2 separate regions of the Homo sapiens genome follow, and region 2 is linked to region 1. Evidence: read pairs that join two places in POLR2A ChIA-PET (ENCODE). Cell type or tissue: OCI-LY7. All regions are shown on one strand. Links, peaks and the distances in the headings refer to the core of each region. The heading gives the core; the rest is flanking DNA. Region 1 overlaps SEC24B (SEC24 homolog B, COPII component). Region 2 has its middle 9.5 kb from the start of SEC24B.

What was found. ChIA-PET counts read pairs that join two places held together with the same protein. Peaks named below come from ENCODE experiments on the same cell type or tissue, not always from the same donor. Only the 100,000 strongest peaks of a DNase experiment are listed, where the experiment ranks them.
Region 2: POLR2A ChIA-PET joins it to region 1 with 8 read pairs; 3 of 35 experiments call an interaction of 5 or more read pairs at or near these places.

What each region holds. Positions count from the first base shown.
Region 1 is chr4:109,504,929-109,513,885 of GRCh38, forward strand. It overlaps SEC24B (SEC24 homolog B, COPII component), which reads left to right. Exons shown (of 24, transcript NM_006323.5): 7 at 1,400-1,584; 8 at 5,081-5,183; 9 at 7,029-7,155; 10 at 8,819-8,928. Among named protein-coding and RNA genes, the nearest start is that of MIR576, 21 kb to the left of the region's middle. In OCI-LY7, for the core only: no CTCF peak of the experiment used is centred there; no DNase peak of the experiment used is centred there.
Region 2 is chr4:109,419,795-109,428,751 of GRCh38, forward strand. No RefSeq gene overlaps it. Among named protein-coding and RNA genes, the nearest start is that of SEC24B, 9.5 kb to the right of the region's middle. In OCI-LY7, for the core only: a CTCF peak has its summit at 2,777 (motif pointing right); DNase peaks (open chromatin) are centred at 2,787 and 4,747.

The sequences.
Region 1 (8,957 bases), core at 2,005-7,004:
AGAAGGTATAGACATAGAGTTATTGCCAGGACATTTTTTTAGTTGAAAAGGGGGCTATATTTACAACAGTATATATGTTTAGCTTATATAAATAGAAACAATGGAAGGATTAAACTATAAGCTAATAAAAATAGTTAACTATAGGCAGAGGTGTCAAGAGTGAAATAAGATATCTCTGAATACCTTATTGTATTAGTACCTTATTGTAATGTTTTTTGACATTAGAATTATATAAATGTTATGTTTACTCAAAAACCAAAAAGATTAAAAATGATCCTTAAATATGAAAAACAAAATAAAATTAAAAAACCTGTTTATCAAGTTGGATACATTCTAATACCAAGAAAAGTACTGTTCAAGCTGATCTTAAAACCTAGTATTTTATACATCTCAGTGGGATATAACGTAAGGACAAAAAGAACTATGAAAAATTTAATAATCTGACATAATATTGGTGGTGTTATAAATGTATATTATAGGATAAAATAATGCTGTTACCATTAGAAATAAAGATTTGTAGCAAAAGAGAACAGAGATACCGGTATAAAATCAAAGAACTTAAGTAAAAACCCCGTCATCTTAAATTTGTATTGGAACTGTCAACGTGGACTCATTATTTGCTTCTACTTTAACATGTGTATTTTCCATCTTTACCTGTTGCCAAGTATCTGGAAGTAATAACAGCACACTAGCAATAAGCACCTTTATCATCCAGATTATGGTTTTTAGATATCATCTCTACTTAAAAGGAGCCAAGATTCCTTTTTAGACAAACAATTCTAGATTTGAAGTAAAAGAGTATAAAATAGTGTGTAAGAAAGCAAGGAAACTATCAAAGGCTAGTTAGGTTCATATAAAAGGACACTGGGGCCATCTTGAAAGGGCTTTCACTGGCTAAAGATTGGGTAGTTTGAACATCATAAGAATAATGACTGTAATTCATTACATCAGTTTGAGATAACAAGCCATTAATTCATGATAATATTAAAAACATAGGAAACAAAATAAGGCAAAACCTATTGAACACGATTGTACATTTCTATGGTACCAACTCATTATTGTGAAAGTTGGTAATTGGGGGAGGGGAACCTTGAGAACAGTGGGGCACTTATCGTGTTTTTCAAGTATAAACTGTATTCAGGGAAACCAAATTGCTCATGTTGAAAAGCATTGTTGCTGAAATTTCATTGCGAGGGTTAACCTTGCTAATAAGATTCAAATTTATTCAGTACTTTTGCTTTGAGTTTTTTTCAAGTGTGCTTTAGATTGACTGCATACCAAGCCAGATTTAAATTTTCTTACCTTTTTGCTTTTTCTGTATGTTGAGATATGTAGTATATATAAGAAAATTTATTTATGTTTTATTGTTCTTTTATTTTGTTTTGAATTGCTCTTTCAGCAGTATCCTGGTGTGAACCAGCTATCCTCCAGTATAGGAGGATTGAGTCTTCAGAGTTCTCCACAACCAGAAAGCCTGAGACCTGTAAACCTTACTCAGGAGAGGAATATTTTACCTATGACTCCTGTTTGGGCTCCTGTACCTAACTTGAATGCAGACCTCAAAAAATTAAACTGTAGCCCAGAGTAGGTATTTATTTATTTTATAATCTTTCTTAAGTGATGAAAACATTGTATGACTTTCAAAAATAGTAAAAGTAGTATGTTATTTCTTCGGTTGGAAGTTTCATTAATGTTGACTTTTCTCTTTTAGTTTGTATAGATGTAAAATTTGACTTAGGTCATCTCTTTTTGTTCCCATCTCTGTCTCAATCCAGTCCCTTCCCCCCATCACCTAATGTTAGGGAAATTATTTCTATTTGAATGAAGGGTTTCAGGAACCCAAATATAACTATATTTTTTATTTCTTAAATCTTTTTCCTCACTTTTCAATAATAATAACTTCTGATATCTTTTCAATAAGGACAGATATTTGAAATTTCAGGCTTTGCTTGAAAAGAACATAGACCTCACTTATGTAATCTCAAGAACAGGTTTAGATAAATGGTTTATCTCAGAATTTTCTTTTCCCACTCAATATAGAGTATGAAGACCTTTGACTCCCAGGCTTAATCCAGTCTGAATCTAGACTGGATTTCCTTTAATAGAGAAGTTTAGCTGGCAGACTGCACTGGCAACCACCAAGCCCTGGTGTACCTTTGTGTGAATGAGCTCTGTTACTCACTTCACAGTGCCTCATGTCTTTGTTCTTGCATGCTTTTAGTTCTGTATCCTATGAATAGGATATCCCCCTGGTCCTAGTTTTTTTCTTTTTTTGGAAGACATCCTCCTGCATCTGGAATTTCTCCTCCTCATAAAGTAAACACTGATTCACAGAACAACATTGTCTTCCTTTTTTTTTTTTTTTTGATGGGGTCTCAGTCTGTCACCCAGGCTGGAGTGCAGTGGCCCGATCTTAGCTGACTGCAACCTCCGCCTCCCAGGTTCAAGTGATTCTCGTGCCTCAGCCACCAAGTAGCTGAGATTACGGGTGTGCACCATGATGCGTGTCTAATTTTTGTATTTTTATTAGAGATGGGGTTTCACCATGTTGGGCAGACTGTTCTCGAACTCCTGACTTCAGGTGACCTGCCCGCCTTGGCCTCCCAAAGTGGTGGGATTATAGGTGTGATCCACCGCGCTTGGCCAACATTGTCTTCTTCCTTGCATTAGGAGAATTAGTGTTCTTTAGAGCCAATATTTCCTCTTTCTTTTTTTCTTTCTTTTTTTTATTTTTGAGACGGAGTTTCGCTGTTGTTGCCCAGGCTGGAGTGCAATAACGCCATCTCGGCTCACCGCAATCTCCGCCTCCCAGGTTCAAGTGATTCTCCTGCTTTAGCCTCCCGAGTACCTGGGATTACAGGCATGTGCCACCACACCCAGCTAATTTTGTATTTTTAGTAGAGACAGGGTTTCTGCATGTTGGTCAGGCTGGTCTCGAACTCCCGACCTCAGGTGATCCGCCCACCTCGTCCTCCCAAAGTGCTGGCATTACAGGCGTGAGCCACTGTGCCCAGCCTATTTCCCTTTTCTTAAAGCAGTAGTTTTCCAGCTTTAAAAAAAAAGCGGCAAACCACTCTTCAACCAAAATATTATATAGAATTCCAATATAGAAAATAAGAAGTGGAGCTGCTTTGAGAATTTCCCCTCTTCTTCCACTGTACCATCCACACACCATCAGTGCCTCAGGTACTGCCAAGATTGTTTCCGTAAAAATACAGAGTGTCATGGATTATAGGTTGAAAACAGCTGCCCATCCTTCCAAATATAAGTTGCTACCAGGTTGATAAGTTTGTAAATTATGACCTTGTAGTATAAAAGGTTAGGTACCCCCTACGTAGGTAAATGTAGCGTATGGGCCATGCATAGTAGCTCACGGCTGTAATTCCAGCACTTTGGGAAGGCAAGGCAGGTGGATCGCTTGAGCCCAGGAGTTTGTGACCAGCCTGGACAACATGGCGAAACCCCTTCTCCTCCAAAAAAACAAAAAAATTAGCTGAGCATAGTGCCATGTGCCTGTGGTCCCAGCTACTCTGTAGGCTGAGGTGGGAGGATCCTTTGAGCCCAGGAGGTGGAAGTTGTGGCGATCCAAGATCATAACACTGTACTCCAGCCTGGGTGACAGAGTGAGACCCTGTCTCAAAAAAATAAAAAATTATTAAAAAAAAATATGTTGCATATGTATAAGAGAACCCATAGGTAAGGGGAAGGCATACATTTTTCTACCCAGTTATGTGTGTTTTGCGAAAATGTCTCTTTTATCAAAATAACAAATAATTAGGAGTACAGGCTTTAGAGTTGAGCAGACCTAAGTAGCTGTGAAACTGTGCAATTTATTTAACCTCTCAAAGTCTCAGTTTTGTCAACTGTAAAACAGGAATAATAATAGTATCAGCATACTAAAATAAATCATTCAATAAACATTTATCAAATGCCTTGGAAGTTAAATGCAAAGCACTGTTTTCCGTGTACTGGGGATAAAGTTGTGAACAAAACACAGTTCCTGATCTCTGTGGAATCACAGAACTTATATTCTCCGATGAACAGTCAAACTAGTAAATATATAATGTAATGTTTAGGGTATTACAATGAAGAAAAATAAATCAGAATAAGGAGTGCAGGTGGAGGGTGACTCTTGTAAATAGAAGAGTCTGGACAGGTTTACCCAAAGACTTTTAACATTTGAGTAGAGATCTGGGTGAAGTGAGAGAGTAAGCCACATGACTTCTCTGGGAATAAAAGGGTTCCAACCTGCATGAATGGCAAATATGGAGGTCCTGAAGCAGGAACAAGCTTTTTGTGTTCAAGGAACAACACTAAGGCTGGAATAAATAGATATCTCTACATGATATTAACGACTCTTCATAAAATTTCTTGCCTGGCTTTCAGTACTTCTGCTTTTTACTGCTTTGGCATCTCCTTTATTCATTCTTTGTTTATTGACTTTAAAACTTCATAAGTTATTTGGCCAGGCACAGTGGCTCACGCCTGTAATCCTAGCACTTTGGAAGGCCGAGGCAGGCGGATGGATCACAAGGTCAGGAGATCGAGACCATCCTGGCTAACATGGTGAAACCCCGTCTCTACTAAAAATACAAAAAATTAGCTGGGCATGGTGGCAAGCGCCTGTAGTCCCAGCTACTCAGGAGGCTGAGGCAGGAGAATGGCGTGAACCCAGGAGGCGGAGCTTGCAGTGAGCCGAGATCGGGCTGCTGCACTCCAGCCTGGGCGACAGAGCAAGACTCCATCTCAGAAAAAAAAAAAAAAAAAAAAAAAAGTAGGCCTTTTCACTTATGTTTTCTGTGTGCTCCTATTCATCTCCTTCAGGCTAGTCATAATGGAGTAGTTGGTCTTCCCTGAATGTGTACTATTTTTCCACCATGAAAGTGTTGACTCTTTAATTTAGATTTTTTGACATATATTGCATACATGCCTAATTAATCAGGACCTTCTTGCTTACAGTTACAGTAACATGCCCAAATGATTTTCACTTATGTCCTTAAATGTTCTTAGTTATCTTATCTACTTCAGTGTATTTTTCTCTGATAGCTAATATCCTCCATGTTGTTTATGTTTTTTGCAGTTCATTTCGGTGTACTTTGACAAATATTCCACAGACACAGGCTTTACTGAATAAAGCTAAGCTTCCTTTAGGATTGTTGTTACATCCCTTCAGAGACCTAACGGTAAAGTAACATTTTATAATATTTATGGGTACTGACATGTATGCTTATGTACAAGGTACTTAAATTTTATATTTTCTTAGAATTTTCTATATCTTCTTTTATTTGAAGTTAGAAATAATCATTTCCATAACAACTTGGCAAACATTTTTTGAACACCTGCTTTGTGACAAGCTCTAAACTAAGCACTGGTAGTACAGAGATGATCAAGTCATTGAAGTTGCCTCCAAAAAGTTCTTATCTAACAGGGAACAAAGATGTAAAAATAATTACAGTGCAGGATAATTAATACATGTAATTAATCAAATTCTATGAGATACTTAGGTAGTGAGTACAGTATGAGAAGTGATTCCCTGTGGATACAATAGCAAAAGTTTTCTATAAGTGTTGAAGTCTGTCCTGGATTTTGAAAGATTAGTAGTTTTGGAAGGTGGAATGGCCCTGGAAGGTAGATACACTTTCGGAGTTCTTTATTAAACACAAAGGAAACACCAACAGTGATGTCCACTTAGAGAGGAAAACTGCCTGTTCCTTAACAAATTAAACAAATTTGTTAATTCAACAAATAACCTTTGTAACAGTAGGGATTTTTAAACTTGTAAAGTTTTAAAAGTTTTAAATTTTGAAAACTTCAAAAATAATTTTATTCAGGGCTGTTTTATTTGTACTTCATAAGTTGCATTTCTGTCTCAAACTTTTTTTTACTACTGTTGTTTACTACCCTTCTTACTGGTTCTGAGTTTTCTTTTGCTGTCATTCATCCAAAAAATATTGATTGACTACCTGTCACGTTGGAAGCTGGAGATACAAAGGGTAAATTAAAAGCTTCCTTGTGAAGCTTACTTTACTACCAGGAAGTATAGAAAAGATCAAAATGAATAGAAAATAAAAAATTGTAATATGTGATAAGTACCGTGAATTTATTCATTGGGTAAATATTTTTAATCACCTATAATACTCTGAAAACCTTATCTATAAACCAAGACAGTTAATTTCATATATATATGAAATTGTATACTATATATATGTATATATATGAGAGAGTTTTTCTCTAAATACAGATATACATGATACCTTCTGGAAGCATGTATACTAAATTGTTTACAGTGACATCTTCTGTGATATAGAGTTCTGTAATTTTTTATTTTCTCATTCTCAGTTAACTATATTTCCTGATTTTTTTTTACAACAGATATGTGGTTACTTGCATAATAATAATCATATATGTGAAAAAATTAAATACAAAGATCAAAATGTTCATGTGCAGATAGAAAAAAACAGAATGATATACTAAAATGATAGCAGGTTAATTCAGAGACATAGAATAATATGTGATCTCTTAATCTTTTTTCATATTTTCTAAAGTTTCTACTTGAATATAAAATTCATTTCCCAAACTAAGCATAGAGATGTAATTTTTTTTAAAGGCACGTTGTGTTTGACTGCTTCTGGCCTCAGCTCCTGTCAGAAGTTGCTGTGGCAGTCTAATGAGCAGTGCCTAATAGTCTAGTACCACGTGCAGTCAACAAAGACAAAGGTATTTGTATATGGTATGTTTCTCTCTCACTGTTATTTCTAAAGTTAAACTGATAAGATCTCACTTACATTATTTTCTTGGCCAATGTTTGTTATGACTTTATTTTAGTGTTATGATTTGTGACAAGAGGGAGAAAACTTGATGGCTACATGTGTTGCTCAACATGTCCCTGGATTTTATTAATATGCTTCCATATAAAACCACATAAAAACAATTAAGGTTTATGTTCTGTATTTGGAGCAGATCTGTGTACGTTCTGTTTTTCCTTGGGGTGCCTTTTTCTGCTACAGCTTCTTTATTTTATTTCCTAGCAATTACCAGTGATAACATCAAATACCATTGTGAGGTGCCGATCCTGTCGAACGTATATTAACCCCTTTGTATCCTTCATTGATCAACGTAGATGGAAATGCAATTTGTGCTATAGAGTAAACGATGGTGAGTTTTAGATTCTTAATTGTGTTTTAATCCTATTTTCAGGTTTTTTTTTTTGAGATTTTTGTCATCTCCTGGTTTCTCTCTTCATTGCTTTAAAAAGAATTTTCATGCCATTTTTAGTAGAGGGAATATAGGCTAAGGCTAGGACTAGGGATTCTTCATTTTGGCTGACCAAGGGGATAATTGACAATGAGGAGAGTAACAGTGAGGACAAAGTAAGAAAAATAGAAACAGTGACACTCATGCAGGTGAGCTTATGCAGACTAGTTATGCTTGTCCCTGACAGTAAGATTGTCTTACATTTGTATATTTGGTTCATTCAACTCAGGTAGAACTTTGCCAGTGTATCTGGATGCATGCATGTATATATGTCTGTCTCTTGTTCCCTTTATTCATTTCTTCGGGTTCCCCTACTAGAGTTGCTTTCAAATTTATGTTTCTCTGTCTGATTTTTTTCCATGTCATTTGATATAATAAATAGGATACAAGTCTAAGAAGGAAGGTTACTTGCATCCTGGTTTTCTCACCTGATTTCAGAACATAAGTTTTTTTATCCTTCTGATCTATTTTTTTTTTTTAATTTTTTTTTTGAGACAGGGTCTCGCTCTGTCACCCAGGCTGGAGTGCAGTTGCACAATATGGCTCACTGCAATCTCTGCTTTCCAGGTTCAAGCTATAAGTTTTTCTCATGCCTCAGCCTCCCAAGTAGCTGAGACTACAGGCTTGCACCACCACACCTGGCTAATTTTTGTATTTTTGGTAGAAATGGGGTCTCGCTATGTTGGCCAGGCTAATCCTGAACTCCTGGGCTCAAATGATCCATCCACCTCAGCCTCCCAACCCAAGAGCTGGGATTACAGACATGAGCCACTGCACCTAAGCCTGATCTTTTTTTTTTTTTTTTTTTTGGAGATGGAGTCTCACTCTGTCACCCAGGTTGGAGTGCAGTGGTGCGATCTCAGCTCACTGCAACCTCCACCTCCCGGGTTCAAGCAATTCTTCTGCCTCAGCCTCCCGAGTAGCTGGGACTACAGGTGTCTGCCACCATGTCTGGCTAATTTTTGTATTTTTAGTAGAGATGGGGTTTTACCATATTGGCCAGGCTGGTCTCGAACTCCTGACCTCGTGATCTTCCCCGCCTCAGCCTCCCAAAATGCTGGGATTATAGGTGTGAGCCACTGCGCCTGGCCCCCTGATTATTATTTTTTTTTTTTTTCGGAGACAGAGTCTCACTCTGTCGCCTAGGCTGGAGTGCAGTGGTGTAATCTCAGCTCACTGCAACCTCTGCCTCCCAGGTTCAAGCAATTCTCCTGCCTCAGCCTCCTGAGTAGCTGGGATTACAGGCGCACACCACTATGCCTGGCTAATTTTTGTTTTTTTAGTAGAGACGAGGTTTCACCATGTTGGTCAGGCTGTTCTCAAACTCCTGACCTCGTGATCCGCCCGCCGCGGCCGCCCAAAGTGCTGGGATTGCAGGCGTGAGCCACCGCCCTGATCTATTTTTTAAGGAGGGCTTAAGGGATTGATTTTTACCATTAAATGTTCGCAGAACTGTTGCTAAACCTCGTGTAAATATTGATAATAGATATTTATTTTTAGGTGTGTATATATGTGTTTAGTTACAAATTGTGTCTCTAAATTTGTACTGGGACCTCTTATCTAGTTCCTGAAGAATTTATGTATAACCCCCTTACCCGATCTTATGGAGAGCCTCATAAACGACCAGAAGTTCAGAATTCAACTGTGGAGTTCATTGCTTCTTCAGATTACATGGTAACTATTCAGTGTTAAGATTTGTTATG
Region 2 (8,957 bases), core at 2,654-7,653, 84 kb before region 1:
TCCTACTTAAGAAATTCCAGAGGCTAATCTTGAAACAAACCAGGTGCGGAGTCCCAGCTGCAGCATCCTCCCACTCAGCAGGGGTCACAGTTAGTCCACCACCACTGGGCTGCAGTAAAGATGACACCAAGCAGACCTCCAGAGAGAATTACGCAAGCTAGCCATCTGAACAAAGACACACAGACCCCACATCCTGCACCACTCCCCCATGTCTCCTATACCAAATTTCCCTTTAAAAACTCTATGATAAATTTTAAAATTTAAGATGGCACTTGAGACAGCTAGTTCACTATCTTCCAGGTTTGCTGGCTCTCCAGTTAAACCTGCTTTTCCTTCCACCAACCCTCGCCTCTCATGTCTGGCTTTTCAGCTATGAGCAGCCAAATCTGTGTCTGGTTACAGTATCCTAATAAGTTATTCTCTACACCAAGCCACCTGGGTCGAGATTAAAAGGAAGAAACTAAGTCTTCCAGTAAACCTATACAACTATAGGGCTGACCCTAAATTTGTTAGTAAGCAATCCAATGTAGGTAGAGCAGGGTCAGGTTTGATGTGTTTTGGCCGACACGAAGGGCTTAGGTCTCATTCGTTTACATATTAGATACAACAACTGATGGGGCTGAGGCTCCTTATATAGCTTGCTTAGTAGTAGCTTATCTATTGGTTGAGCCCAGCCAAATTTAAAGGTACTGAGACTAAGAAAAAAACAATTTTTTTTTTTTTTGAGATGGAGTGTCAGTCTGTTGCCCAGGCTGGAGTGCAGTGGTGCAATCTTGGCTCACTGCAACCTCTGCCTCCTGGGTTCAAGCAGTTCTCCCTGCCTCAGCCTCTCGCGTAGCTGGGATTACAGGTGTCCACCACCACACCCAGCTAATTTTTGTTATTTTGAGTAGCGACCGGGTTTTGCCATGTTGGCCAGACTGGTTTCGAACTCCTGACCTCAGGTGATCCATCAGCCTTGGTTTCTCAAAGTGCTGGGATTACAGGCATGAGCAGCAGAACTAAGAAAATATTGAAGCTTACGATTTTCAGTTTATTTCGAGTACTAGCACTGTACTAGTCCATTCTCACACTGCTATAAAGACTAACCTGAGACTCGGTATTTATAAAGAAAAGAAGTTTAATTGGCTCATGGTTCTGTGGGCTGTACTGGTGTCTGCTTCTGAGGTGGACTCAGGAAACTTACAATTATGATGCAAGGTGAAGGGGAAGGAGGCACATCTTCACATGGCAGAGCAGGAGAGACAGAGAGTGAAGGGGGAAGTGCTACACATTTTCAAACAACCAGATCTCATGAGAACTCACTCACTATTATGAGAACAGCAAGGTAGAAATGTGCCCCCATGATCCAACCACCTCCCACCAGGTCCCTCCCCAACACTGGGGATTACAATTCAAATGAGATTTGCGTGGGAACATTGAGCCAAACCATTGAGCCAAACCATATCATGCACATTGCTAAAATAAACGTATCATTACCCAAGCTGATTGCTTTGAAAGGCAGCATTTATTTATGTGGCTATGTGCTGAGAAGTATGAAAAAAATTAATTTCATTATATTGTATCACAATTCATACCATTTGTCCTATATTTATGATAGGAGAAGATGACATTAAGCATGGTATATACTTAATGTCTCATTTGTTTTACAAACTAAGAAGTGACAAAGGAAATTAACCCCCCAAATCACTGAATATTATGAGATCTACTCTGCCTTATTGTCATATGATAACTATTTGCCTAGAATCTATGGATTTTTAAAATATTAAAGCATAACTCACTGACCAGAACTGGTCCCATGGTCCAATCTAATCACCATGTGCAAGGCAGTCATGTGCCAATGGTGAAATGCTAGAACAATATGGTAGCCGCAGTACCAATGCTTATTCTCTGCCACACACTTTCCCCCACCACGTCCCCACCCTAACACTTTAAGGTTAAAATGCAGACAAAACTTTACCTGAATTTTAAAATAAAAAGAAATAGTACAGTGTTATCAGAACAGAGTAGATTCTTTTTGTAATAAAGACAGGATCTTATTCTGTTGCCCAGGCTGGTCTTGGACAACTAAGATCAAGTGATCCTCCCAGCTTAGCCTCCTAAAGTGGTGGGATTACAGATGTGAGCCACCGCGCCCAGCTCAGAAAGTAGATTCTTTTTATTTTATTTTATGATTTTAAGTTCCAGGGTACATGTATGGGATGTGCAGGTTTTTTACATAGGTAAACATGTGCCATGGTGGTTTGCTGCATCTATCAACCCATCATCTAGGTACTAAGTCCAGCATGCATTAACTATTTTTCCTGGTGCTCTCCCTTCCCCCACTCCCCCTGACAGGCCCCAGTGAGAAAGTAGATTCTTAATGTTGAAATTTTAGGTGTGGGACAAGGGGACTATAAAGATAAACAGAAATGGATGTAGATACAGAGTTTCCTGTACTCTCAGATGAGACGACTGCATAAACAGCTTTACTTAAGCAGATTCATGGTGCTGGGACTGTTCAAAAAGTGTTGCATGCTATGTAGTGCGAAGTTGAAGGATTCTAGCAGCATTAAAGAAAATGTTAATTTATTTGGTTCCATCTCATCCTAGTCAATAAGTCAACACATACAAATTGTTCCCCTTTTTGATTGCCTAGAAGTAAGCACTTTTATCTATTCAGTTTTTAGATTCCTATGCATTGCTTTCAAATCAATTGCATGAATGGAAAACTCTTCTCATTAATCACATTCCTCTCCACGCCAGCGAAGTCTCCTCAAGTCAGAGCACATCTACACATCGTCCACCAGATGGCGGTGGAAGCCCACCGACATTGTAGACTACGTAGGAAGAGCGTCCAGATGGAAAAGCGGGTTGGGGCTTTCTGGTCTGGTTTTTTTGTTTTGGGTTTTTGTTTGTTTGTTTTTGTTTTTTGTTTGTTCGTTTGTTTAAGACGGAGTTTCGCTCTGTCGCCCAGGCTGGAGTGCAGCAGCGCGATCCTGGCTCACTGCAACTTCCGCTTCCCGGGTTCAAGCGATTCTCCTGCCTCAGCCTCCCAAGCCCTGGGACTACAGGCGCAGGCCACCACTACGGGCTAATTTTTGTATTTTTAGTAGAGACGGGGTTTCATCATATTGGCCAGGTTGGTCTCAGACTCCTGACCTTGTGATCCGCCCACCTCGGCCTCCTAAAGTGCTGGGATTACAGGCGTGAGCCACTGCGCCCCGCTTCTGGTCTGTTTGTAAAACTAATCATTTCGGGAGGCTGAGGCAGGAGAATTGCTTGAACCGGGGAGGCGGAGGTTGCAGTGAGCTGAGATTGCGCCATTGCACTCCAGCCTGGTGACAGAGCGAGACTCCATCTCAAAACAAAAACAAAAACAAAATTAAGCATTAAAACGAAGAGGACTGTTGGATTTTAGAGCCTCAGATACGGGGCTTTTTTTAAAAGTCCATTTTTTTTTAAATTGTTAGAAAGATATGGCAATGACAAAGTAATATAAGTGATCTAATTAGATTATATTTTTTCTTGTTTTAAATTCTGGGTAATCTGTCCATTGAAGCTACTTGGCTGGGGAAGCAATTGAAAGTGTCATTCCTCAGTATGCTTGAAATCTCTCATACCCTTCATGCCCAACTAAGATATATAAGAGAAAATCCTGTTAGTGGCCATCAGCAGCTGCTGGAGAATGCACCTTTATATCCAGATTCTGGAATCTTTCAGGCAACCCTGCCTTCTTCCTCTTTGACTTCTATTTCTCATTCAACTCACCAGATTATTGGGATAATCATGTGTGTGGAGAAGATTCTCAATCTCTTTGAGTTTCAGATTTCTCATCTGCAGAATTAAAGTGTGTACTTTTTTGAGGAAATAATACATGAACATACATAGAACAATGCCTGGCACAGCCTAAATGCTCCAGAAATGGGAACTATTATTTTTTCCTCAGACTTTTACCTTATTTTGAAAGTAAGCAGGCTGGGCACGGTGGCTCATGCCTATAATCTCAGCACTTTGGGAGGCCGAGGCAGGTGGATCACCTGAGGTCGGGAGTTCGAGACCAGCCTGACCAACATGCAGAAACCCCATCTCTACTTGTGGGCGGAAAGCCACCCAGGTGCTGAGGCAAGAGACTGAAGGCACAAGCTGTTCCAGTATAATAAAAGAAAATAATTAGAATACAAAAAGTTATACTAAAAATAAGATATAGACATGATTATATATGAATATTATCAATCTTTAGTTGGTAGTGTTGCTCTTTTAGTATTATAATAATCTCTGTTTTATAATCATAACCTAGAAAACACCAGGCCATACAGAGTCAGGAGCTGAAGGGACATGGTGAGAAGTAACCAAAGGACAAGAGTGTGAGCCCTCTGTCACGCCCGGATAAGGGCCGCTTGAGGGTTCCTTGGTCTAGCGGTAAGGTCAGTGCCTGGGAAAGCACCCATTACTTGGCAGACCTTGGTCTAGCGGTAGGGCCAGTGCCTGGGAAGGCACCCGTTACTCGGCAGACCTTGGTCTAGCGGTAGCGCCAGTGCCTGGGAAGGCACCCGTTACTTAGCAGACCGGGAAAGCGAGTCTCCCTTTCCCCGGGGGGAGTTAGAGAACACTGCTCCACCAACTCTTGTGGGAGTCCTGACATTAGCCAGGCCTGCCCGCAGTCATCTGGAGGCTTAAACATCTGTGGTGCTGTGCTTCAGTGGTCATGCTCCTTGTCCACTTTCATGTTCTGCCTGTACACCTGGCACCTCCTTTTAAGTTCTTAAAAGATAGCAGTAACAAAATTAGTGAAAGTACTAAAGTCTTTGATCTTCCTGATAAGTGCACAGAAGAAATGCTGACATATACTGTCCTCCCTCTCTGCTTCAGCTATCACAAAGGGAAAGGCCCCCCGTCACGTGGACACGTGACTTGCTTGACCTTATTAATCATTTGAGATGACTCAAACTCCTTACCCTGCCCCCTTGCCTTGCATACAATAAATAGCAGTGTGTCCAGGCATTCAGGGTCACTACCAGGCTTCGCGCATTGGTGGTAGTGGTCCCCTGGGCCCAGCTGTGTTTCCTTCTATTTCTTTGTCTCATGTCTATTTTTCTACAATCTCTCATCTCTGCACACTAAGGAAAAACCCACAGGCCCTGTAGGGCTGGACCCTACACTACTAAAAATACAAAATTAGCGGGGCATGGTGCATGCTTGTAATCCCAGCTACTTCGGAGGCTGAGGCAGGAGAATCACTTGAACCTAGGAGACGGAGGTTGCAGTGAGCTGAGATTGAGCCATTGCACTCCAGCCTGGGCTACAAAAGCAAAGCTCTGTTTCAAAAAAAAAAAAAGAAGAAAGAAAAAGAAAGTATAGGGCATTAATTATAGTAACTTGTGCACAGTTTCATCATTTGTGCCAAATGATCATGTAACAAAATTATGACTATGCCTATTGTGTATTATGTGTGTGTGCACATTAACTATCAAAATGTCCATATTTTGTATCTGCAACAAACTTATATATTGGCAGCAACTACAGCGCTATTGGCCAATTACAACAACAACATGAAACACAGACACCGAGAGAAGAAACGTTATCTAAACCCAAAGTGTGAGTGTCTCAGAGCACATATTTTCCAAATGTCAGTTAACAGGGAAAACTAACAGATACCATAACCAGTGACATTCCCTCCCTGCCCTGAATTATGGTGAAAGTGTATGAATTATATGCCCCATTTTCAGCTATACAATTTAGAGCTCCACTGGAGTTCTGTGGAAGACCAAGTGAGGAGCTTTCAGTTTTGGAAAGTAGATACTCATATGACATAAATGGTCTAGATTCAGGAAAAAGAACAGCTAGGCCTTGGTGATGGCTTCTGAATGCAGTTTGTACAATTTACAACTCAAGTGTCATGTGATATCATTTCTGTGGGGATTCTCGTTCAAAAATAATGAGACTAATGTTGATAAACGATCGAGATTTTTATTATGAGTTTCCGTAAAGGTGTAACACAGGGGTCTCTCCCAGAAAAATAGAAAGTAAAGCTTCCAACAATACTTCTCTATATCTCTCCTCCCTCCAAAGTTCCCTACTTATGACGGCTGCTAAAATTCTCCTCCTCTTTCAATCTCCCAATCCTTCCATGTTGTTATCTCACAGTTTTCTTTCTACCCTGTTCACTACCTTCTTCCCACATGGTGTAAAAGTGAGAAGCTTCTCTTGTACCCCTGCCCACCAACCATACATAGAAGACAGCTAATGGCCTCCCATTTCTCTCTCTCTTCTTGGCAAGAAGCATGTAGCATCCCCTACAAAGTATATTTTTCTCCTCCTGAATGATTTTTGCATGAGACATTTTCTTACAGAGAAATTCCGGGGACTAACATTCTCTACTTTGTTTTATGTATATATAATAAAGTATATAATATACATATAAAACAAAGGTGTATATATAAAGCCAGATATATATATCTGACTCATTGCAGCCTCAACCACCTGGGCTCAAGCAATCCTCCCACCTCAGCTTCCTGAGCAGCTAGGACTACAAGGCTGTGTCACCATGCCGGGCTAATTTCTAATTATTTTGTAGAGATAGGGTATCTCTATGCACCCAGGCTGATCTCAAACTCCCGTCTCAAACGATCCTCCTGCTTTGGCCTCCCAAAGTCCTGGGATTATAGGCATGAGCCACCACACCTGCCCCTTCTACTCTGTTGTATTTAGAAGGAGAGAATCTTATGGGAGAAATTCCTGTTTTAACTTGTTTTAATCTATTACATAGAAACTGTCTACAGGACTATACTAGATTTCTACTTTTCGTTAGTGAAGAAGAAAGTTGTTATACGGAAAAATCTTTTAATTTTTTCATTTTTTTGAGACAGACTCTCACTCTGTCGCTGTGCTAGAGTGCAGTGGCACGATCTCTCCCTATGTTTTCTCCTATTAGTTTTATAGTTTCAGGTTTTTAAGTCTTTAGTCCATTTTGAGTTGATTTTTGTATATGGTGTACCACAAGCTTTGTAAACACCCTGCCATCATAGTGGTGCTCTGACTTATCAATATTCTTTTTTAAAAGTGTGTCCTTTCTAACTGAATTAGTATGTTCAACAATTTTATTTATTTATTTATTTATTTTTGAGACAGAGTCTCACTCTGCTGCCCAGGCTGGAGTGTGTAAGTGGCACAATTATGGCTCACTGCAGGCTTGACCTCCTAGGCCCAAGTGGTCCTCCTGCCTCAGCCTCCTGAGTAGCTAGGACCACAGGCACACGCCACCACACCTGGCTAATTTTTTAACTTTTTGTACAGACAAGGTCTCACTCTGTTGCCCAGGTTGGTCTCAAATTCCTGGGCTTAAGTGATCCTCCCACCTTGGCCTCCAAAACTGTTGGGATTACAGGTGTGAGCCACTGTGTCTGCCCCAACAACATTTTTTGTCTAGCTTTTTCTCTTTTAAAGAAACAGTTGTGTTTTACATTTTTCAGGTAATTGAAGTTTATCCTTTCAACTAGTAAAAAAAGTTTTAAAACCAATCCTTTGTAACACAGAAATACCCCTTCGTATGATCTTTTAACTTAGTTTTATACATAAAAATAAATCTAGGCTGGGCATGGTGGCTCACACCTGTAATCCCAGCACTTTGGGAGGCCAAGGCTGGAGGATTACTTGAGAGACCAACCTGGGCAACACAGCAAGACTTCACCTCTACTAAAAATTTTAAAAAATTAGCCCGGTGTGGTGGTGCACTCCTGTAATCCCAGCTGCTTGGGAGGCTAATGCAGGAGGGTCACTTGAGCCTAGGAGGTCAAGGCTGCAGTGAGCTGTAATTGCACCACTGCATTCTAGCCTGGGCAACAGAGTGAGACCCTGTCTCAAATGAATGAACGAATACATAAATCTACCTTCTAGAACCATAGTATAGTAACTTTGTCTCCTTCCAGCAGATGGCACTGAAGATTGTGCACAGTAATTTAGTAATTTTAGTCTAGGGCAGTGCTTCCCAGCCTCTTCATGTTATAACATAGCTAGAAAATAAGGATATTTTTGTTGGGTAAAAGACAAGGATGCTTGCAGCCAAAGGAGACTAGCCTGAGGATCACTTGAGTACCCCCTAGTTGTCCCAATGTCTGAAGAGGATTAATATCTTAATACATCTTTTAATGAATTGCACTCATTCAGTGTGCCCTGGTGTAGTGGTGCCCTGATGTAGGTCATCTTTTTATTAATTTGGGGCCTATTATGAGTTTATGTTTTAAAATGTGCTTTATAAATATTAATCCCAACATTGATGTCAGTGAGAAAGCAGTGAGAATTTTGAAGGTGGTAGTAAGAGTGATGTGAAGATTAAAAAAGCAGAGATTGAAAAATGAAAATTCATAGTAATAAATATACAATAAAGTGGTATGACCCAGTTGAAATTGGGAACAATTCTGAAAAGCAAAGAGTGACTCATGCCATATGAAAATGCCATTTGCTATGGACTGAATTCTGTACCTCCAAAATCCATATGTTGAAGCCCTAACCCCACATGTAACTATATTGAAGAGAGGGCCTTTAAGGAGGTGATTAAGGTTAAATGCAGTCGTAAAGGCAGAGCCTTGTCCAATAGAACTGGTGCCCTTATACCGAGACACCAGACAACTTTCTCTCTCCCCATCTCTGCCTGCCATGTATGGACCAGTGAGAAGGTGGCCATCTACAAGCCAGGAGGAGAACCTTTACCAGAACCTGATCATGCTGGCACTCTCATCTCAGACTTCCAGCTTCCAGAATTGTGGGAAAACACATTTCTGTTGTTTAAGCCACCTCGTTTAAGGTATTTTGTTATGGTGGCCAAAGCAGACTAATTCACCATTTTTATATAACAATAATCAGTAAGAAGAAAAGTAATTGACAAAATGTACACACTGTTGACCATGTGATGAGAGGATCAGTGTCAACTCTGGGCACCCATTAACCCATTAGGAGATGGTTCAAGTATCTTAAAGGCC